Linked DNA regions of Homo sapiens: region 1 is linked to region 2. A link is a loop called in an ENCODE intact Hi-C map of the cell type or tissue named here. Cell type or tissue: Caco-2. All regions are shown on one strand. Links, peaks and the distances in the headings refer to the core of each region. The heading gives the core; the rest is flanking DNA. Region 1 has its middle 90 kb from the start of KLHL29. Region 2 holds the start of LOC107985792 (a long non-coding RNA gene).

Region 1 (11,564 bases), core at 2,095-10,094, 96 kb before region 2:
TTCTTCCCATTGCTTGATCACTTGAGTGCATTTTTTGCCTCTTGTGGTATTCAAGGAGGATCAGCCAATTAATCTGTCTATCTGGTTCTAATGAAGAATGATAAGGGTCCTGAGAGGCTGGATATTCATGAGTCAATCATTAGTTCCTGGAATTTCTCTAACTTCTCTAAAGGACTGATACAAAGTAATGAGTGGAAGCCTGAGAATGTTCCAGAATCTGACAAAGACGAAGCAGGTATCTTTGTGGTGAAGGTAAGAGCCTGCACTGTCTGCGGCCTCACTGAACCAGAAAAATGTCTTGTTGTCCACCTATAGCTCAAAGAGACAGCTGGGCAGGAACTTTCTAGGAACTTTTATGAGATCTAATACAAAATAAAGACTGCAGAAAGGGACCACAGACCTACATTTTGCCCCATTAAAATAAAGCAAAGTAGCCTCTGCATTTTCTCTCCATTGTTCAGCATGGCTCAGCTACTCAAAGGGTTTGGCATTGTCATCCACCAAAAACACTGCATCCTCTTGACAACCATCATGGCATATAGCAGGTTCTTGAGAAAAATTTGTGCCTTGGCTGGTTGGTAATGCCCAGCCCTCAAGTGCTGTTTTTCTCATCGTGAACTCTCAGGAGAGTAGGGGCGTGAACTTACCTGTATGTGCCCACCATGTCCTAGGACCTATGCTAGGGCCTGGCAAACTGAATGTTCAATATAGAAGGTTCACACTCATGCTCCTCCCCTAGGAGTTCATGATGAGAACGACAGTGTGAAATACACTAAGCTTCCTGCCACGCAAATTAAAGGCTTTGCTCTAAGAACAGCAAAGGCCATTTCCTGCAAGAGCAACTTCCAGCAGGTTCTCTGTGCCCGGATTCAGCATGCAGAGCAAACTGCCCACAGGGGGCAGAGGCACTGGCGGGGGAAATTTTATATGATTACTGGGGTGGAGACAGACTCTCAGCAGCTCAGCGCCCTGCCAGGCCCACTGAGCAACCACCCCTTGTTTCGGAGCAAGGCTTTCCACAGCAGTGGTATTCTTCTCTTTGTCTGAGTTGTAAAATGTGGCTGAATGATAGACAGGATTGGGAGAAGCAGCCTCAGTCCTGAATTCTTGGACTTGTCCACATGTTATGAGTTCTGGAGGGCAGAGATGACCCATTTGACAATCCCTTACTAGACCCTTCCTGTGAGCTGTGCAGATCCTATGCTGTGGCCATTCCAGGATGGTGTTTCCTCAAAGGTGCCCTGAGTCTGACAGGGGAGCCAGAAATACACAAAGAATGGAGACAGAATGTGATCCATGCAGTGCAGCGTGTCTCAGTCTTTTAAACATATGTCTCCTTTGGAGAAACGTATACATCTTGAAAATTCTTTTAAAGTTTGTGTTTCAAAAGCAATAGAGTGATTTATTTTTTGGTTTCCAAATATGAAATTATAATATTGAATATATTTAAAAGACTACATATGTCCTCCCTGAGGATGTTTTAAACATTTTTTTTATTGAGGGATAATGTACATACATGAATTTTACATACATATGCGTTTGTATGAATACCATCCGGCTATAAAAGGAACATTTCCAGTGCCCCAAAAGGCTCCTTCACGGTCCTTCCAAGTCGGTGCCTCTCACTCACTCATCCAGAAGTAACCACTATTCTAACTTCCATCAGTGTGGATTAGCTTCGCCTGCCCTTGAACTTCATCTGCACACAATCATATATTTACGATCCATGTCTGGCTTCCTTTGCTTATATTACATGTTGTTGCATGTAGCAGTGGTTGATTCTTTGTCATGGTTATGTAGTATTCCAACATGTGACCCCCCACGCTCTGCTGCCCACATGATTTAAGTGTCCATTTTTCTTACTTGAGACCATTGGTGTGATAGAAAAATAGCTGTCTTTGGAGACAGACTTAGAAAATGACAACTTCTTTTTCTTATGATCATGTGACCTATAGCAAGTCACTTTACCTGCAGCCTTGGTTTCATCACTTGCAGAATGGTGCCATTATACTAATCTCATAGTGTGAGCATGGGAGCGAATGTGTGTAAAGCCTCTGGCTCAGCGGTTGGCATAGAGTAGGCATTCAGCCAATGGCAGCCATGATGACAAAGGGATATGAGGGTCACGTGGGTTGCTCTGGGTGCTGAGGCAGATAGCTCCCTTTATTTTCTGCGTGTCAGGGAGGACATTAGCCACGCCTAGGGAGGGCATCAGGGCATCATGTGGGCAAAGACACAGAGGGGTACAAATGTCAGCATTGTAAGGACAAACCCAGAAGAATGCAAAGGGGTGACGATGTGGAGTCTCCATGCCCTGAAGGTTCCATGGGAAGCTTAGAAGAGTACACATGAAAGTCAGTGATTCAAGACTGGGCTCAGGCCAGATGAACACACTGCCGGCCTGAGCTGTTGGAGCTCAGAGACAGAGATTCCGTGTGCTAGTGTGTTTTGGAAAGCCATCTGGGAGAAAGTGGGGAGCTGGTCCTTGAGCAGAGAAGAGGAGGGAGGCATCTGCATGGCATGGGCAGGAAGGTCTGGGCCAGCTTGCGGAAATGGGAAAGCTAGAGCAGGCTCTGAGGATGACAAAAATCCGACCCTGATGCCCACTGCTGCCACCACCACTGCCACCACCGCTGCTCTGGCCAGTGTGTTTCAAGCACATGCTATGTGCCATGTTGCACTGTGCTGGAGTAGAGATGTTCTGGTCTAATCTTCATACGGTGGAATAAGTAGCTCTAGTGATCTCCTCCACTGACAGACAGGAGACCGAGACTCAGGAAGTTAACCAGCTAGCAGAGGCTCTGCAGCCTCTCCCCAGGGCTTACTTTCCCTTTATGGAGGGATGAAGATTCTACATGCTGCCTGACACTCTCTGCGCTGCTGAGCTGGCACCTCTGGTGGGAGCCATTTGTTGCTGCTCACTGCCTCAGAACTGGGCGGCCTCATCATCAGGTGGGCGGTTGGTTCCTACTCCGTTGCCCTCACGGGCTGAGGCTGTGCAGCTGGGGGTGCCTGGTGGTGGCTGTGCTTCTGATATCTGTGAACAATATTCATGTTTTTGGCAGAGATTGGAAGCCAGGCCTTTATGTTTCCCCCTCTCCGTCCCCCAGTGACTCAGCTCTAACTTCAGGAAAGAATTTGGGACAGAGGGTGGTCTGGGCTGAATTGTGGCCCCTACAAAATTCCTACACTGAAGCCCCAGCTCCCTGTATCTCAAATGTGACTGGAATTGGAGATAGGGCCTTTAAAGAGGTGATTAAGGTAAATGAGGCCAATATGACTGGTGTCCTTATAAGCAGAGGGGATTAGGATGCAAACACACACAGAGAGAAGACCATGTGTAGACACAGAGAGGATACAGCCATCTATGAGCCAAGGAGAGAGGCCTCAGGAGAAACTAATCTTGCTGACACCTTGATCTTGGACTTAGAGCCTGAAGGACTGTGAGAAAATAAATATCCATTGTTTAAGCCACCCAGTCTGTGCTACTTTGTTATAGCAGCCCCAGTAGATGAATACAGTATGTTATTCCTGTCATCTGAAGCCCAGGGAGGAAAACTGAAGGTTTTAATAACAGTAACAATGTTAATCATCATTGTGAACGTACCTTGCAGCTGAGAATATTGAAAGGCTGTTTTGTGGGTGATGCAACTTGGGCATAAACAGGATGACATGTTTCTTATTGATAGAGCTACATTTCTTTTTAAAATCCCCACCATGCTGGAGTCCCAGGGAATATTCACGAGTGAGTGCTGCCTGATGATACTAGTTCACCTACAGATCAAACGCATACAAAATAATTAACGTTAATTCATCTGTTTATTTCCTGGGAAGTGCTTGTGGCCCTTTCCTTTGGCCATTGTGAACAGGGAGGCGGAGTGTCAGAAGAAGACCTACCCAGGCCTCAGCTTCCTTCTTCTAAACATACTTTGAAATAAGATTTGTCCCGACTCCGGGGGCAGCCAAAGAGCTCGCGGAGGAGCTAGATCACAGAGATATATATCCCAGGACAGCCATAAACGTCTCGGCTTATGATGCATCTGGGTGAGTTACAGAACCAATAGTTTTGATCAAGTGCCCAGCTCTATTCGATTAGCAGAAGGATAATGAGAATTGAACAGGAAAGGGGGCCTGGGGGAAGAGGGTAGGCTGGGCCTTGGGGAAGGTGTTGTGGGAGGAGCTGACGGCTTTTGCTTTATTAGAGGAGCTTGTTCTCTAAGCTTCCTGACCTTTGCAGGGCTGGGGTCCCGGGGTGATCCCTGGGCTCATACAGGAGATAAGAGTTTCTGGATGTAGCTTCCAAACACTATTAACCCTTCTCTCAGTGAGGCTTCCTCCTCCCAAATCGCTTCCCTCTGCATTCATCCCAGTCCTACCTCCCAGCAGCACTGCGAACAGAGAGGAGGAGGCGAAAGCTAATTGTTCAGGTGAATCTACTGGAGAGCGAAGGTGAGAGTCGGGATGGGAAGGAAGCCCTTTGAGGGAGGGAAGGATGAAGGGTGAGAGGCTAGCCATAGTCTTGCTCTCATTCTCGCTGGGCTCTCTAGCCTGGCTGCAGGGTCTGTTCTGGCACTTTCTTTTACCCCTTACTTGGTTACCCTTTTGTTTTTTTTCCTTTTTGACTTCCTCTCAAGGAAGTTCTTATCGTCTTCTTTCCTTATTACCTAGTTTTCTTTTTCCTTGTCTTCCTCTCCTGTCTCTTTCTTATAAGATGCCTTCCCTTTCCTTTTTTCTTCTCTCCTTTTTTCTTTCCTTTTCATTTCTTTCTTCTAATTTTTTCTCAATAGCATTTAGCTACCTCTTTAACATTTACTGGGGTTTAGCATCCGACACACCAGTCATTGCTTGGCACGGGAAACACAATGAAAAAGAGAGATGCACCAGTCCTCCTGGAGTGGAGGGTCTCGAGTGGGACACTGGTGATTAAACACATAGTTATTAGGAGACAGAGGCAGGTCTGGAGAAGGTCCAATGATGAACTCTCCTTTTTTTCACCCAAGACCTGAGCCAACTGAAAAAAGATAAAAAAGTAAGGCAGATGGGAAATCAAAATAGCACTCAAATTAACTAGGAAGCTGCCATTGGAGAATGGAGCTTGTATCTTCAGGCACGTGGGCTGCCTGATGCTGAATCTCAGAGTTGGCCCAGCAGTCCCAGGCAGCCTGGGCCAGGCAAGGCTCCCACTTGCAGCCGGAGAGCCTGCATCTGGGTAAATCCTACAGTATAGCGCAGCAGCTGTGCATAGGATGGGCTTCCTAGAAGAACTTGCTTCTAAGATGAGGGAGGAGGAGGAGGTCTAGGTTACTGAGACCCAAATCTCCCTTCCAGGGCCACTAATTGATATAAATTCAGTATAAATGAGTGAAGGGTGGAGAGAGAGGCCAGGTGTATGGTGCTAGTGGAAGCAGGCTTCATCTGATGGAAAACACCAGGAGTGGAGAAGTGTCTCCTCCAACCCCTCCACCTGGAACACCACTCACAACAGGTGTGTGGGGGTGTGTGTGTGTGAGTGACAGTGCACAGGAGAGGAACCTAACCTAGTATAGGAGTAATGGAAGGCTTCTTCTCTATGTACAAGTGACATTTAATTTGAGACTTCAAGGATTGCTACCTACCTTGATGGGAAAAAGTGCCCATCATAATCCAGAACAAATTAAGCAACATCACACCTCTTCCTCCCTCTCTAACCTTCTTCTGTATAAAATAAAACTCCAGAGAAGTCTTTCATTCAGTTATTCTGTCAACAAATATATATTTAATGCCTATTAAATGCAAGCCACTTTACTAGGCAGGAGAAATGCAAAGATTAATAGGATGTGGCTTCTGGCCTCAAGGAGCATTCAGATTAGTACGCTGGGTAGGGCATACTCACAAATAGCAGAAATTTAGGGGGCAGGGATGGGCATGTTTGTTGCTTGGTGTTGAAACAAGGTAAGAGCTCTAAGTGAGCTATGTTAGAATTTTATAGGGTTCATATGGGGAAGAAAAAACTTCTCGTTAAGGGGAGGAAGTGGTATTTGAGCCAAGCCTTGAATGGCAAATAGCATACAAACCAACAGATACTGACTTGGCCTTCCAAGTAGAAAGAACAGCATCAGCAAAGGCCTGGAGGGAGAAAAATCAAAGGGTATTTGCAGGGATCAGCAGGTTGTCCAGTTTATCTTATATACTACATAAGCAGGAAGATGTCAGAAAAATCAACTTTGAAAAAAAGGTGGGATCCTGGCTGTTGAAAGTTAATGTAATGATCTGTCTACACTTTGGTCACCAATGGTGATAACAGTTGCTAAGCTGGAAGTGTGAAGTGCTCAGATGGGCATTTTAGAACCCTAGACCTCTCCGATCACAGTGCTGTTTGGGTTGGAGGAAGCAAAACATGGAGACAGTATGATGTAGGGCAGCTTTGAGGAGTCCAGGTTAGATGTTCTGAATGTCAACAGTGGCCACCAGGGTGCAGCAAGTGGGCGGCACCTGGGAGTGGGCCCCTTCTAGAGCATGAGGGGAAGCAACAAGGGGCCAGCTTAGTCATGACTGGGGCAGAGAAATTCCTGGGGTGTGGAGTGCAGGCCCCACTGAGAGATGGCTGTGGGGCTTCAGCAGAATAGGATCTCGTGCCAGGTCCTGGGTGGTGGGGATGGAAATGGGGAGACCTGATCAGGCCGGCTGGTGTTCAGTGAAACCTGTGAGGTTCTGTAGGAGAATGAGGGTTTGTGAGCCCTCTCTGTTTGACCTTGCATCGTTATGTAAAAATTAGATTCCCCAAAGGGGGAAACTACAATAAAAACAAGTCCCAGAGAGATACACTTAGAGACAAGATGAACTCATGATTGTGGAGAAGCCAGGTCAGAGCATTGCTCAGAACCCTGTGTGCAGGTCGCTGCCGTGGGATGTTGTCACTTCCCTCCGGAGCTGCCAGCCCTCCTCCATTATTGCTTGGACTTTATGACTCCCTTGTTCTCAGAAGGAGAAAGGAGCTTATTAAGTGAAGTGGCTGCCAAGTGTATTTTAAGACGAACAAAGCCTAGATCATTTTTTTTGCTCACCGCATACCATACATAATTGTACGAAGGGTGGGATTTATTTGGTTAGCATTATGATTTTTTCCCCCAAGCTTAATTACAGTGGAAAAAAGGCAACTACAACTTGAAAGAAACAAGCTCCACGGTCATGGAGACCAGCATGACCATTCTGGGTTTGAAACGTACTTTCTTTGTGAAGGGAATTAATTGTATATGAAACTTTGGGGCTTACGTAAAACACATTTTTATGAAAATAAACTTGAACAGTCATTAAAATGAATAGTTGTTTTAAATAAGACTCAAATTACATGGTGGTGCCATGTAATTTTAGATGCCTCCTTTATTGGCTTTGTTTTGGGTTTAACTCTGCATTTGCTAAGACAATATCAGGGCCCCAGAGGTAAGTCTTAGCTTATAATTGGGAATCGAATGTATAATTCCAACGACAGATTATTAGGGGAGGTAAGGAAGTGAAAAAGCCTGTACAGTATTTAGGTCCAAATAATTCATGAATAAGTAATTATATGTTGGAAAAGTCCAACATGTTAGCAGGAAGTGTTGTGGCCTGATGGTTTGGCCTCAGACTAAGGAGCCGATTATGAAACTTGGCCTTCCGGCTTTGGGACATTCCCTGGGCAGCCTATAAATCAAAAATGTGATGGTCCCTACTGTTTCAACTGCCAGCACTGACATGCGGTATCTCTGACTTGGAGATCTGTGTGGTTCAGGGAGAGCCCAGAGCTGAGCCCTCAGCTGGGATTAGGCCACGTTGAAAGCTGAATAGTGCACCTCTCTGGGGTTCATCAGGGTGAGAACATGTGGCCGTGGACTTAGGGAGCCCACAGAGTTGTGTCCAGAAAGGTAGAGGAGCAGCTTGGGCTAGATGGCTCTGTTCTTGGTGTTCTGTTCCTTCCCCTGTCCCTGTCCCCTCATTTTGGGAAGAGGAGGTGAGCGACATACCTGAGCAGTGCAGACTCAGCTCCTGTTCTGGGGCAGGTGGGAAAGTACATCCTTTTTAACTGGGGAGAATCTGAGCCCATGGTCTCCAATCCTCAGGTGAGTGCCTCACTGATTTTCAGTCCCCGGGAACCTCCTACCTGTGCTCCTTACTCCACTAAATCACTAGTAGGACAGGATCTTGTGCCAGGTCCTGTCTTCCTCACTGCAATGAGATACGTGTAGCTATTTAGATAAAAACCTGCATAAGAGGAAAGAAGAGAAGCTCTTAGAGTCACACGTAGGGCTATTCAAGAAGGGGTCCTCATCCGGCTTCGCCCTGAGGTTCGTCCTTTAACTGATGGCTATTGCCTCGATGCCAGCATAGGTAATGAAGCCATCTTGTGTTTCCCATAGAGTTGTTTTGAGTTATCAGCAATGCAATACCTTATCCTATATAGCAATGCCGTACCTTATCCTATATAGCAATGCCCTTTTCTACCCACTTCTTGGATTCCCTGATTCAAACCAGTTCTCACTTGGTTTGAACAGAGAGACCAGCAACCACCCAAGGCCTCCAGATTGGTGTGAAGGTTGTTTAGCGAGGAGAGAGAGAGCACCCAGGTGGCAATTGCCAGGCAACAGAAAGTTCCCAGGGTGGAGTCTCCTGCAACCTCCCAGAGACCCATGCAAGCTACTGCAGGAGGTCTTCTTGGCTCCTGCAGGGGGTGCTGGATGTTCTCTCCCTGCCACCCTCACCACATGCATTAGTCCCAGGTCCCTTGGAGTAGTGAAGCTGCTTAGATAGCTCCCTTATCCTTAGGCGTGAGGCTGACCCCCACATCTCAGTGGTCATCTCCTGAAAGGGAGGACCAGGTTGGCCTCACCTTCTGTGCTCCATATAGAGGGACCTTAGGGCAAGGCGGGGAACACTATAGGTGCGTGGAAAGACTTGTCAAATGATTTATTTGTGGTGGTGGAAACATTTAAACCTAGAAGTTCTGAAGTGCATTTTGGTCTGGCCCCAAATGCATGACTGGAAACATGGGGTCTTGACATTTCTCTTCCCTTTCAATGGCATGGCTCAGTGAATCAATTCAAACCCATTAAGATTCTCAGAATGACAGGAGGAGAAAATCCTGCCAGTGAACACTCTTAGGATACTGTGACTGAACACCATTTCCTTGGACCTGGACTGTTTTCTCATTTTTAAAATCCCATCAATTGCAATCCTTCCTCGAGGTCGAGTATCTGGTTTTTACTTTCCTATTTCTTGACACAAAAGCCCATAGCAAAGGCTTGTAGATCCATGAATTACATACTTGTTAGTAACACCGTGTTGCCTCATGTTCAAGAGGTAATGTGGAAAGAGGTCTCAATTTTTCTGGGTTTGTAAATCTAAAGAGATAATTGCCTTCCAAAGACTGGCTGTGGGGTCCAGGGTGAGGAAACCTGGCATGCAGACCTGGGCTTGCCTCCTAACTCTTGTGTAATCTGTTTGTAGCATGTTCAAGCAACACCGTGTGTGTGCAAGTGTGTGAGGGAGTGATGTCTTAAGCAAACTGTTTTTTCTGTGGGAACACAAAAAAATCTAAATTAAACACATCTTCTCCAGGAGCACATCTGTTGCACAGAGTGAAGCCCATTCCATCAATACAGTTGCCTGCAGTGCAATGAAGTCATTCTCATCTAATTCCTAAAACCTGAAATGAGGATAACAGGCCAGTATTAAATATTAAAGGGTTTTTTTTTTTTTTTTTCACATTTTGCCGTTCTCTTCCAGAGAACACAAAGAACACTGACATATTTTCCAGAGCTCAGGTGGATAGCTAATGGACTGGAGAAGCTTTCAACTCAACTGAAGCGATACATAAAGAGAAAACTTAATTACAGTCAGGATTCAGTGGGTTAACTCGGTAAACAAATAGCCACCATAGAGTAGCCGCCGTATTTCATAGTATCTAAGAAACTATTGATTTTAAGAGGCACCGTTATTTTATGTACCTCTAAGAATAAAAAAGTACTGTCAATTAGACTATGACCACAATGCTTTATAACTTAGAATTATAATTTTAGATTTATTGAAAAAGCTCTTTAAGTTTATTTAGATACTGTGCACACACTAAAATAAACATATAAGCAACATAAGTTGGCTGCAATATTCCTAAGCTGTTTTCACACAACAGGCTCTTCTGAATACTCTCTGACTCTGAGTTGCTGGTGTCTGTGGGTCTGTATGCAGCGCCTCCCTCCATGACATCAAGAGCAGTGATAATCATCGTCTCTTCCCACATCACTGCCCTATTGATCTGGGGTTTTCTTCCCAGACCCTCATACCAATTTATAAGCTCTGGAACTGGTGCTTTCCTGATCTTACCAGAAGGCAAAAACCCAAGACTCATGTTCTTTTCTCAAATGATTCTTAAATGGTTTGCTGACTAAAAAATCAAGGTTTGCAATGGTCTCATTCTTCCACTAGAACAACAACCAGGTGTCCTCATGGGTGGGCACTGGCAAAGCCATGACCTTCATCTTGCTTAGCAACAGTTTAAGATGCCACTATCAGCATTGTGTTGGGCTGCCCTGGTAAGCTGCTTCCTACTTCCTTCCTCTCTAATCTCACATAACCATTATTTGCAGAGAAATCTTATGTATAATTCATTAGATGCATGGATAAGGATGCCTGATATCCTAATTGCTAGGCCCTGTATGTTTATTCCATGGAACTGAGAAGTGGAAGAGAGATGGTGAAGTCTAGATTCTTGCCTTTAAGGCCCAGCAACTGCACTCACTAGTAAAATGTGGCTCAATGAATGGTCAGCTTAAATAGCTACTGCTCCAGAAAGTCTTACCCAGTAGCCTTGCTGTGCGAGCCTCATACCTGGTACTTAGCTCTGTCGTAGCACATTCCATGCTGTATGGTGAGGTTCTATTTACTGTGTCCTCCTTGAGAACAGTCATCTTAGTAACCCCAGTGCATTGTGCAATGACTAGATTTTGGGTGAATGTTTGTCAAAAGATTGAGGCTGAAGAGGACAGGGCAGGAACGTTCAGGGGCAGGGAAATGTCAGCCAGATTTGGAGAAGGTGGAATTGTGCTGCTTGGCTGAGGTGGAGAGTGTGTGAGAGGAAGCAGTGGGAAGCTGGAACATGACTGTAGGCTGGTTCCAGGTAATGGAGGGCCTTGAGTACTACCAGAAGGGAGGCTACTTGCTTGTGCAGAACCTGGCTTAGACTATTTCAGGGCATCTAAGTGTAATCCAACTTGGACATGGAGTCACAGAGGACAATGTGGCAAAATGAATTGGTTACTATTAACCATATACCAGATGAGGTTATCCAAACAGAGAACCTGATACACCTGGAACTTCAGTAAAGTAGGTTATGTTTTCATAGTGGCATTCATTCATTTGCTCATTCATAGATTCTACTAGGATTAATGGATGATGACCATGTACCAGGCACTGAGGACACCTGGGATGAATGTTGCAGAATTTGTACCTTGAAGGATATCACAGTCTAATGGGGGAGACAGATCTGTGTATATCCACATATTTAAATTTGGATATATGAATATATAAGGAATTTGTACAATAGAAAGTATTTGGGA
Region 2 (11,564 bases), core at 1,516-9,515:
CATTCATTTACTTTAAGTCCTGGTTTGAGAAATGACTCCAGTACACAGATCTGTGGTAGGTCTCACAGAAGAGGGAAAAGGTGGAGACTACTTTCCCCTTGCTCAGATGAAGCTTCCTTCCCTCCTCTTGACATGCTCAGAGTATGGCACCATTGTCGTCATAATCATCATCAGTCACATTTGAGCACTGACTCTGAGCCAGCACTTTCTCAATTTCACCATCTCGTTTAGCTTTCACAGCAATCCTACGAGGTAGATAATGGCATCATCCCTATTTACAGAGAAGGAAACTGAGGCATAGAGGTTAAGTATTAAGTAATTTGCCCAAGGACACATAGCTAATACGTGACTGTATTGGGCCATGAATGTGGACAGTTGGCTAAGACAGAATTTCTAGCACTGAGGAGCTCACACCGTGTGTGTGTGTGTGTGTTTGTGTGTTTGTGTTTGTGTGTATGTTGTGTTTGTGTGTGTGTGTTTGTGTTTGTATGTTGTGTTTGTGTGTGTGTTTGTGTGTGTGTTTGTGTGTGTGTGTTTGTGTGTATGTTGTGTTTGTGTGTATGTGTGTGTTTGTGTGTGTGTGTTTGTCTGTGTTTGTGTGTATGTTGTGTTTGTGTGTGTGTGTTTGTGTGTGTGTGTTTGTGTCTGTGTGTGTTTGTGTGTATATTGTGTTTGTGTGTGTGTGTTTGTGTGTGTGTGTGTTTGTGTGTGAGTGCACATGCATATGTGTAAGGTTGATAGACCAATAAATGGGTGAAGCAAAACTGACAGTGGCCCTGAGAGCTCAGAAGGGAGCACCTATCTTAGACTTGCTTCAGGATGGGGAATAATTAAAGAATGTTTTCCAAAATAGCAGCTGGTTGAGGAGGAATAGGAGTGAGCTAGGAGAATTTCACTCTGTGGTTGGAGATAAAAGATTTATTCCGTAAGGGTTAAATTATAATATAAGACTCATTATGGTCTGGGTCAAAATATCGGCCCTGAGTGTCGTGTGAGAGTTGTCAGAGTGGGCATACAGAAGGGGGATCACGTTATTGTTGAAACGATAGAGAAGAATATGGTGGAGCCATTTTTGAACTGGGGAATTGGGGGAGGCGTGTTGATGAAGAGGGATTCCAGGTCTAACCTCTCACCTGATGGTTTGTCCTGGACTCTGCAATGGTCAGCGATGGGTCAGCTGACTGCCATAGCATCCCAGCCATAGGAGGAGGCGTGGTGATGGCTCTTGTTTCCTTCAATAAATGCTCATTCTTTTCATGGATTGTGAAAGTTATGCTGCATTTTCTTGATTCTAAGACCCCATTGATATTACGGACAGAATTGTGTTTCCCCCCAATTCATACATTGAAACCCTAACCCCTAACATGACAGTATTTGGAGACAGGACTTTAAAGAGGTAATTAAGGTGAGGCAAGGTCATCAGGGTGGGGCCCTGATCCAATAGGACTGGTGTCTTTATAAGACGAGGGGACCCCAGGGATGTGCATGCACAGAGGAAAGGACTTGTGAGGACAAGCAAGGAGAGAGGCCTCAGGAGAAAACAGCCCTGCCCACATCTTGATCTTCAACCTCCGGCTTCTAACTTCTGTTGTCTAAGCCACCCAGTTTGTTGTACTTCATTATGTCAGTTGCCCTAGCAAACAAATACAATTGACTTAAGACACACCATCAATTTAACAGTAATTGGGGTGAGAGGGAGAAAAAAAAGAAACACTGCATTAAATGCACAAATAGTCTGCAAGGATGCATATTAGCATCAAGAAGAAATGTTGTAGAAAACTTAGAAAATATAGAAAACACATGGAAGAGACCCTAAAAAATCTTACATAATGACAGTACCCAGGTAGGACCATTGTATTGTTTTATATCACTGATACAAATACACGAACATACTCATTTTGTGTAAAATTTGTGTTGCTGTTTTTCTCTGATGTTATAAATATTTTCTGATATCAAGACCTTTTTTCAAACTCCATTTCAATAGACGCACACCATATCACATTACACCATTTGTTCTCAATTTACCTAATCTATCATTATTACATATTTATTATGTCCAGCTTATATAACGTTTTTCCTATTTTAAATGATGCTCTGATGAAAATCTCTGGAATCTTTGCCACATCAGGGATAATTTTCTACGGGTTAATTCCCAGGCTTGGAATTAATGAAACAGAGAATGTGAACATTGTAAACAGAGGATATAAACAGAGGAGAAAAACATTTTGTGATTCTTGATGCCAAAAATTTTAGGTAATTCTATGATTCCCTTTCCTAACCTGAACACTTGATTTCAGATATGATGTGACCAGTAGATGTAAAAAAGAACCATAATTTTTCTCTCCTGGATACAATAGACAAGTTAATGCAATGTAAAGGAAAGGATTTTTTTTTGTCTTTTGTGTTTATTTTGATTTTGAGCTGGAAAACAATGGCTACCTTTGAGAAAGAGAAAATAATATAACGTGTGAAAGCCAATTCCAGGGTCTTGGAAATTAGGATGTCATCACAGTGGAGCTCTGGGTGAGGCATGGGTTGGGTTATGTCATCCAGGCCATCCTAGAGGATCCCCACTGTCACTGCCAGATCAGAACCCCTATGCAAAGGGACAGAGAGCATCTCATTGCTGACCCTTACTGGGGCTTGCCTGAGTAATGGCAGACTCCAGCCTTTATGACCAGAGACCCAGATTGCCATCTGAACACCTAGACCACCCTACCTCATTGCTCACACAGCAGTCCCCAGCTCCATGAAGTTAGACTAAAAGGTGTGCAGAAGCCTCACTGTGGGGCAAGAGGGACACCTTTGCCACTCCTCCTAGGGCAATCTTAAGTTAGGAGCCCTTAATTCTAAATTTTACGTGCCTCCCCCCCCAACCACAAGAACAACATAATGTTTTGAAAATAATTAATATGTGCCTAATTTCTGGATCCATTGTAGTTTTAACACAATGAGCTGAAAGGTAGGACTTTGAATTTTACTGGGACTGTGCTATGCTTTAACCTTGCTCTTTGGTACAATATCTTTAATATAAATCTATATGTCACATACGCTGCTGTTACATTGTTTTCATATAACCATGTTTGACACCCCATTTGACAATGTCAACATTCACAGTGGTTCCTCAATGCATTTGACAGTATCAGCCCTTAAAATGTTTCACAATACTTCCACGTAAGCACATTTGACAGGATCAGCAGTTGAAATATTACACAAAACTATGTATTTGCAGTTCTGAATACCAGCAGTGACTGTTTTCACAATATCTGTACATAGTGACTGCTCATTCATTCGGTACACATCTTGTTTTTCTTTCGAGAGCTTATGAAACACCAAGCTCTGTGATAGCCTTTTTGACGTTGGGTACAAAGATCATTAAGATTTAATGGACACGCTCATGAAATTCCAAGTAAACAAAAAATCAAATAGCTAATAACCAGCATTTATTGAACACTTACTGTGAGTCAGGATTTGAGCCAAGGGGTTTTCATGCAGCAACTCATTTCATGTAGCTACAACTGAAGAGATAGGTTATAGCAATCCCATTTTACAGATGATGAAACTGAGGTGCTGAATTGTTAAGCAATTTGTCTGAGCAAACAGCTGGATAGAAGTAGAACTTACTGCTCTCAGGCTTTCTCTCTTTACTGTGTGCTTTTCAACTTGGAATTAATGAAACAAAGAATGTGAACATTGTGAAGAGAGGATATAAATAAAGGAACGAACATTCATTATGCCATAATTATTATAATGGTGTGGGATTATAAAAGTGCCTTCAGAACAAGGTAAAGCAGGCATCAATCTCCTGGGGACATTGAAGGAAGGCTTCAGGAGAGGGAAATATTCAAAGGAACTTCAAAAGCTTAATAGAGTGCGGTCAAGTGGAGAAGATGTGAAAATGCAAAAAATGTTTGTAAATTCCAGGAGGCACTTAGTGGTTAAAGAATGGGGTCAAGTTTAGGAGGCCTGGAAGGTGTGTGAGACAGAAGCAAGATTGAGAAGACTTTGAATGTGTCAGGGAGGAAAAACTTTTCTTCTACCCTCTTAGGTTCAGTTACTGAACCTACATGCCTGACAAAAGACAGATAACAGGAGAAAAGGCACAAAATTTTTATTAATATTTATGTGAACATGAGTCCACAGAAAAAAATCAGCGAAACTCAAAGAGGCAGTTAGACTTAGGGGTTTATATACCATTTTAACAAAGGAAAGAGAATTCGGGCTTTGAAGGGATGATAAATTATGGGGAAGTGACTAGGAAATATATTGGGGAACTAGTGGAAGACAATGGTTATTTTAGTAAGGTCTGTTATGCCAACTCATCTTGGTATTGACTCCCATCTCTGGTGATAAGAGTCACTCTGCCCTCCCTTCCTAGTGCAGGGTGAGAGTCACCTTCACAAAGGGAAATTTGTCCCTGCTTTTAGACAGATTCGGGGGTCAGAGAACTCTTCCTCCATCTGTTGATTCTCAATTGCCTTCAGCTCAAAATAATCCACATGCCAAAGGGACATATTTCAGGGTGGCATATTCTGATCCCCTTCAAATGCCATGCTAAATAATTTAGGCTTTATTTTATAGCAATGAGAGGTTTTAAGCATAAATGACGTAGTCAGATTTGCATGCTTGAAAATGCAAAATTGGGGGGTTGTTAGAAGGGAAGCTGCTTCAGGCTGTGCGCCCCCTTGTGGAGAAGAGAGAGAGAGAGAAAGTGAGAGAGATGGAGAACTCTGCATTGGGATTCCCTCCCTTCTTTCCATCTTTCTGAAGGAAAGCTGGGATTTCAATTTTCATCCTCCCAGGCGGCTGCTGTCTGGAGGCTGCTCCATCTGTGCAGGGCTTATCGCTGCTGTTTCCAAGAGGCCGAGCCCCAGAGAGCCTCTTAAGTTCTACAAAGCCCACCTGGGGAGCAAGCAAACATGGAGCCTCCCCCAACCTCTTGAAGGATCTTAGTGGAGGCTGCCTGTGCCCTAGTGCACCCTTGCTGGGTCCTCAGCAAGTCTATCTTGCTCACCCCCGCTTTGCAAATATTTAACTTCAGGATCAGCTTCTCTGGGTGACATCCAAGGGGGAGCTTCAACTTTCTTGTTTATTTTAGATCCCAGGGACGCCCCCACAGGTAGACGAAGAGGGTCCAGAGAAAGGTGGGGATTCCCTAACCCCTTCTTTCTTGGCACAGACAGGCAGAGAACACCTCTTTTCTCACCCCTGGGCAGCCCCAGGAAGTCAATCCTTCCACTATTCCTGCTCCGTGCCTCTCTTCCCTCTGCCCAGATTCCTGGGAGACTCAAAACCCTGTTCAACTCTCTCTGGGCTAGCTGCTCCCCTCCCCAAGAGGATTTCTCTCCAGAGCTGGTATCATCGCTTAATGATGTTCCACCAACAAGGGGAAGGTAATTGATTGTTAAGTGAAAATATAAATTGTAATTGAATCCATCACATTTCAGTTTTTCATTATCGTGTGACAAGTCTCTTAGTGCATTGGCAAGGACTGCAGGGATCAGGGAGGGCTGGAGAGAGAGATAAGGACAGTTGTCTTCCGTTTCCTTATCCAGTGTGGTAGGCTTGCACTTTCAAATTGTAAACTGCCTCACTGGGACTCTTGCACACATGAGTGTGCATGGGTGTGCACACAGCTATGCGCTGGGTCAAATGAATTCATATTCAAGAACTGAAGTGGAATGCTTACAGGTCCTCGGCTGCGATGTGTTGGTCCAGTTTGAGCTTCAGTTTTGTATTTCTAGCTTCCCACTGGACGTTCAGTTTATTTAATAAGTTCATGCTGTCCCAAGCGTTGTGCTGCACACGCTCACTGTTTTGATCTAATTTAGTATTAAGGAGGAAGTATAGTGTGGTGCTTAGGAAGTAGACTTGAGAAACAGTTGGCTTGTATTAGTCTCGTGGTCCCACTGCTTAATAACTGTGTGGCCTTGGGCAAGTTTCTAACCTCTCTGTGCCTCTGTTTTCTCATTTGTAAAATAGGGATAATAATGAATATTTACAGTTTAGGGCTATTGTGAGGATTAGATAGGGTTAGTTTAGGTAAAGCAGTTGGAAAAATACGCCTGGTTAAAAACTGATACCAAATGATTTTGATATCAGGGTCATGCTGGCTTTATCAAGCAAGGTGGGATTTGTTCCTTCTTCTTTATTTTCTGGAAGTGTTTGTGTTAAGTTTGGCACTCCTTCCTCCTTAGTGTTTAACAAAATTCATAGTTTTGATGACAAATCAATTTGTTTCATAGATACGGGGCTGTTTATATTTTAAAATTCTTCTTGTGTACATTTTAGGTTGAGCTTTCAACAAATGTTTCTCTTTTATCTAAGTCAAATTTGGAGGCATAAAGTTGCTCCTTTTATTATATTTGTCTATAGGATCTCTGAAGATCTTCCTTATTGTACTTCTGATACTGGCAATTTGTGGTTTACTTTCTCCTTTACTTCTTGATCATTCAAACTGAGGAGATTATCAACATTATTAACTTTTTCCAAAAAACAACCTCTGACTTTGCTGATTGTCTTTATTGGTTGTCTCTTTCCGTTGCATTTATTTGTCATCTATTTATTGTCTTATTTCTTGTACCTACTCTGGGTTTAATTTACTCTTCATTTCTTAGCCTCTTAAGGTCGTGGTTTAGATGATTGCTCTAATGTGTTTCCTGTTTCCTGAGATAGGCTTCTGAAGCTATACATTTCCCTGTTAGCACTGCTTTAGGTATAGCCTACACAATTTGAAATTGTTAACATTCCACTGAAAATATTCTGTGCTTTCTTTTGTAATTTATTCTTTGATCTTTGGACTATTTAGCAGTATGTTTAATTTCCAAATATTGGGGTGATTTTCTTGGTGTGCTATTGAGATTAGTATCTAATTTAATGCCGTTGTCACCAGAGAATATACTCTTTATGTTATTGGTCTTTTGAAATTTATTGAGACTTTCTAATGGCCTAGCATATGGTTTTTTGGGACATTTTCTGTGCACTTGCAAAAAAATGTATATTTTACAGTTTTTGGTCTGTTTTATAAATGTCAGTTCCATGAAGCTGGTTGATTGAGTTGTGCAGATCTTCTATCTGCTCTCTCCTTTTTTTTTCTTCAACTTGTTCTATCAACTATTGAGAGAAGAGAATTTAAAGTCTCCATTTATCTTTGTGGATTTGTCTATTTATCTTTTTAGCACAGCCACTTTTTGCTTCAGATATTTTGAAGCTCTGTTTTAAGGTGCATACACATTTAAGATGTTTATATATCTTTAATGGACTGAAACTTTTATAATAATAAAATGTCCTTTTATATCTCTACTAGAATTCTGTGTCTTGAAGTCTACTTTAATATAGCTACACTATTTTTCTTATACTTAATGTTTGTATAGTATATTGTTTTCCATATTTTACTTTCAATCTATCTGTGTCTTTATATTAAAATTATGTTTACTGAAAGCAACATAAAGGCTTTTCTTGCTTTTCATTCAGTCTGATAATTTCTGCTTCTTAAAAAGAACATTTAGTTAATATGCATACTTACTGATATGATTGCTTTTAAGTCTAACATCATGTTATTATTTTGTATTTTCCATTCTGTCTTTTGTATCTTTTTATCTTTTTCTCCTTTATTCATTCTTCCTTGTTTTGCGTGAATGAAGCATTTTTAGTATTCCATTGTACCTTTACTATTGATCTTTTTGTTATACCTATTTGTACTATTTTTAAAATGATTGTTGTAGTGATGACACTATTCATCTTTAACTTACCACAGTCTCCCACTCCCATGGTGCCATTTTTGCCCGTTAAAAATTATGGATGGCTCAACCCCAACTCTTCTGGAAATTATGGACTACATGTTGAGCACCCCTGATCCAAAAATCTGAAATCTGAAATGCTTCAAAATCCAACATTTTTTGAGTGCTGACTTGATGCCACAAATAGAAAATTACACACCTGCTCTCATTTGACAGGTCTCAGTCAAAATGAGTCAAAAGTTTGTTTCCTGCACAAGGTTATTAAAAATATTGCATAAAAATCACCTTCAGGGTATGTACATAAGGTGTATATGAAATGTAAATGAACTTTTGTGTTTAGACTTGGGTCCCATCCCCAAGATATCTTATTATTTATATGCAAATATTCCCAAATCCAAAAAAATCTGAAATCCAAAACATTTCTGGTCCTAGACATTTCAAATAAGTGGTACTCAGCCTGTAATATTATTTCATGAATAATGTAAGAAATTTATACAGTAAAATTCCATTTACCCTTCCTACACTTTGTTCTTCTATGTTTTTTACTTCTACATATGGTATTAATTCCATAATACATTTTTAAAATTTTTGCTTTATATGGTCTGTAGGTTGTTAAAAGTGTGTGTGTGTGTGTGTGTGTGTCTATGGATAGATTTAGAGGGGAAGAAAGAAAAAGAAAGAAATGAGAGAGAAAGAATAAAGGAAAAAAACTCTGAAAAGTATTTACACACATTTTAAAGCTTTTATGATCTTCTTTATTCTTCTGTAAAGATCCAAGTTTCCATCTGGTATCATTTCCTGCAGCCTGAAATACTTCTTTTAATATTTCTTATAGTGCAAATCTGTTGGCAAAAAATTCAGATTTTGTTTATCTGGAAAAGTCTGTATCCCACCCTCATTTTTGCAAGGATATTTTGCTGGATAAAGAATTCAAGGCCAGCATGACTTATAATGCTTTTGTCTAATTAAACATCTCATTAAATTGTTTTCTGGACTCCACTGTTTCTAACGAAGTCAGCCATTCTTTGTCATGTATGAATGTCGTGGATCTATGTCTTTCCTTTGATTTTCAGCAGTTTGACTGGTTGCCAAGATGATGGTTTGGTTTGTTTTGCCCCTGCTTGTCGTTTATTGAGATTTTCTGAATCTTTCAGTTGATGTAGAATTCTTGGCTGTCATCTTTTCAAATATTCCCTTTGCTTCATTCTATCTTTTTTCCTGGGACTTTGACTTCATATATGTTAGACCATCTGATATTATTTCAGAGATCTCAGATGCTCTGTTTCTTTTTTTCTCTGCAGTCTTCTCTCTACCTATTTTAATTTGGATAATTTCCTGTTTTCTAGTTGACAAATCCTCTTTTGTACTATATCTAGTTTGTAACCCTGTCAAATGAACTATCTATTTCTGAGATTGTAGTTCTTTTATTTGTTTTTAGCATTTCTATTTTGTTCTCTTTTATAGTTTCCCTCTCCCTAGACAAATTCCCCATCTTTTCACATATTGTCCACAATTTTTTGGATCCTTTAATGTATTTATCATACATTTTTTCCCCCAAACTCCCTGTATGATAAATCCAACAACTGGACCTTCTCTGGATCTGATTTCATGGCTCTTTTCTTGGACCATGGTAAAACTTTCTCGGTTCTTTGTGTATCTCCTAAGTTTTTTACTGTGTGCAAAAACATACATATAAAAGGACTGAAGGTGTAGAATAAACTTTATCCCCAAAAAGAGCACACCCCTTTTCCTGCAAGGCTGGGACTGCGGAAGGGTGAGTTAATCCCATATGGAGTTGAGCTGAGCCTTGGCTTTGTTGCAGCTTTGGTCAGATTTAATTTCCTTCTAGCTTTAAATGTTTTGAAGGTATCATCAAGACTCTCCCTCCAGCAGGGCTTGCAATCTGAGAGGAGGTGAGATTTGGAGATCTCTTTAAGCCTTATAGGTTTCTGAACAATGAGAAACTCCATTTTCCAACCCTATCGCCAACTTTTTGGGTCACTGAAAAATTTTGTATTTTTTTTCCAGTCCCACCCCTGGCTTTCTATTCCTTGGGAAGTCTCTTCCCATCAGGCTACCCCACTCCTGGCCTTTGGATGGCTACTGCAGGACACTATGTGAAGAGCTTCACAGTTTTAAAGGGGTTTCCTCTGCCTACTCGGTCCCAGCTTTAGTCGGCTGTTCTGATCACTGGATGCAAGTCTATGGTGTCTCAGGGAGATTTTTGCAGTTCTCTTTCCCTGCCCCTCCCCACCTGCAATGCGTCTCAGTGTGTTGCACTTAGAGAGGGCCTCATGTGCCTTGGGAGGGGAGATATCTTTCAGGTCTCTGGCCTGCCCCAATCTTTAATACACTACTCCCATACACTTGTTCTAGGTCTGTGGGAAATGTTTGGGGGCTGGATACCGAGTTATTCTCTGAAAGGGATCCCATGGACCTCTCGTCTTTACCAGCTCACACATGGCCATGGGAGGCTTATAAAATTCTTTGGTTTGTGTTCCTTCTTTCACCACACCACTAGGGACGACAGCAGCTGTAAGTCTGTACTCTCCAAGAAAGGGCTCATTGCTTTCTGGAATTTAACTCATTTAGGTTTATTGACATCCTTGGCTCTCTAATGAGCTTAAAAACTATAATTTTATAGCCTATTTGGCTTCTTCCAATGTTAGGATGGCAGTAACATCCCCTTGTGACTCTACATCCTAAACAGACATTCATACTTTACAGCTCTACTCTCTAGAAGCGTTCACTGAGGCAATAGCACGTTTCATATCTGGACGGTGAAAGATTATTTAACTCCAACCAATAGTTGTTTCTTTCTTCTGACAGCTAAAGATCCAGCCATATAGATGCAGACATCAACATTCTTAAATAAAGCTTTTCATTTTTCCAGGTCATTGCTCCTAACATTTGGAAAGCAATACCTAGAGGCATATTAATCTGAATAGGCTGATTTTTGGCTAGGAAGGTTTAATAAAGCAAGTTATTTTCTCTCTGACTTTGAGCAGTAATTTGAACCAGTTCTTCAGCACAGCAGAGACCAAGGCACTCCTTTTGCCCCTTTCTATGAAGGCAAGGCCCATTCTCTGGGGAAGAAGGGGGATAGTTTTGTAAAGTGGAAGAAGTATCTAGGTCCTTTTCTATTCTTATTTTTTCTGTAGTCAGTGACAACTGGTCTAAATGTTCCCCAGTATTCACCACCCATTTGACATAAGAACAACTTCTACTCTAAGTGGGGTTTGATTTATTCTGGAAGTCCAATCTGCCTTTGTTTGGGTTTGAGGCTCTACTCCTCATGGTAACTTGACATCCCACAGTGTCCTTTGGGAGGAGTGCTGAGGGACCACTAGACACTGACAAGGTAGCGTAGGGGGCAAAAGGGCTCGGTTAATTAGGAGGAGGTGGCAAGTGTGCACCCTGTCAAAAATCACAGCTACTGCAAGGAGTACTACTGTTCCTGTAAACCCTTGAGCTCTATTAGGAGGAAAAAAAAAAAAACCTGGTAGGTAGGCATGGTTACAATGCCAGAGGTAATGAGCCATTTTTCATAGTGTAGTAATAATTTTAATTAATAAAGATCACTGCATAGTTCTTGACACTCACAGATGTGAGCATTCACCTAGAATGTACTTAGGAGGGTGTGTGTCTGCACGCATGCAGGCTGGAGAGGCCATTCCGCTCCACGCTCCTGTTCTACGCTCCTGGTATCAAAGCCACTCTCTGGGACTTGGGTTTGGTGTATAATGAAGAAGCAGGAAGAGCAAACTTCAGGCCTATTTCTAGAGAAGAATAGAAACACTTTCTTTAGTAGTATGTCTAGACAGA

The links. Peaks named below come from ENCODE experiments on the same cell type or tissue, not always from the same donor. Only the 100,000 strongest peaks of a DNase experiment are listed, where the experiment ranks them.
Region 1: it touches region 2 in a loop (3-fold over the local background); 2 of 110 quality-filtered maps call a loop at or near these places.

What each region holds. Positions count from the first base shown.
Region 1 is chr2:23,289,352-23,300,915 of GRCh38, reverse strand. No RefSeq gene overlaps it. Among named protein-coding and RNA genes, the nearest start is that of KLHL29, 90 kb to the left of the region's middle. RefSeq lists an enhancer at 2,943-3,443. In Caco-2, for the core only: a CTCF peak has its summit at 6,443 (motif pointing right); no DNase peak of the experiment used is centred there.
Region 2 is chr2:23,192,638-23,204,201 of GRCh38, reverse strand. It overlaps LOC107985792 (a long non-coding RNA gene), which reads left to right and starts at 5,273. Exons shown (of 9, transcript NR_171639.1): 1 at 5,273-5,393. LOC102723389 (a long non-coding RNA gene) reads left to right here. Exons shown (of 4, transcript XR_427009.3): 4 at 1-465. In Caco-2, for the core only: a CTCF peak has its summit at 4,666 (motif pointing left); no DNase peak of the experiment used is centred there.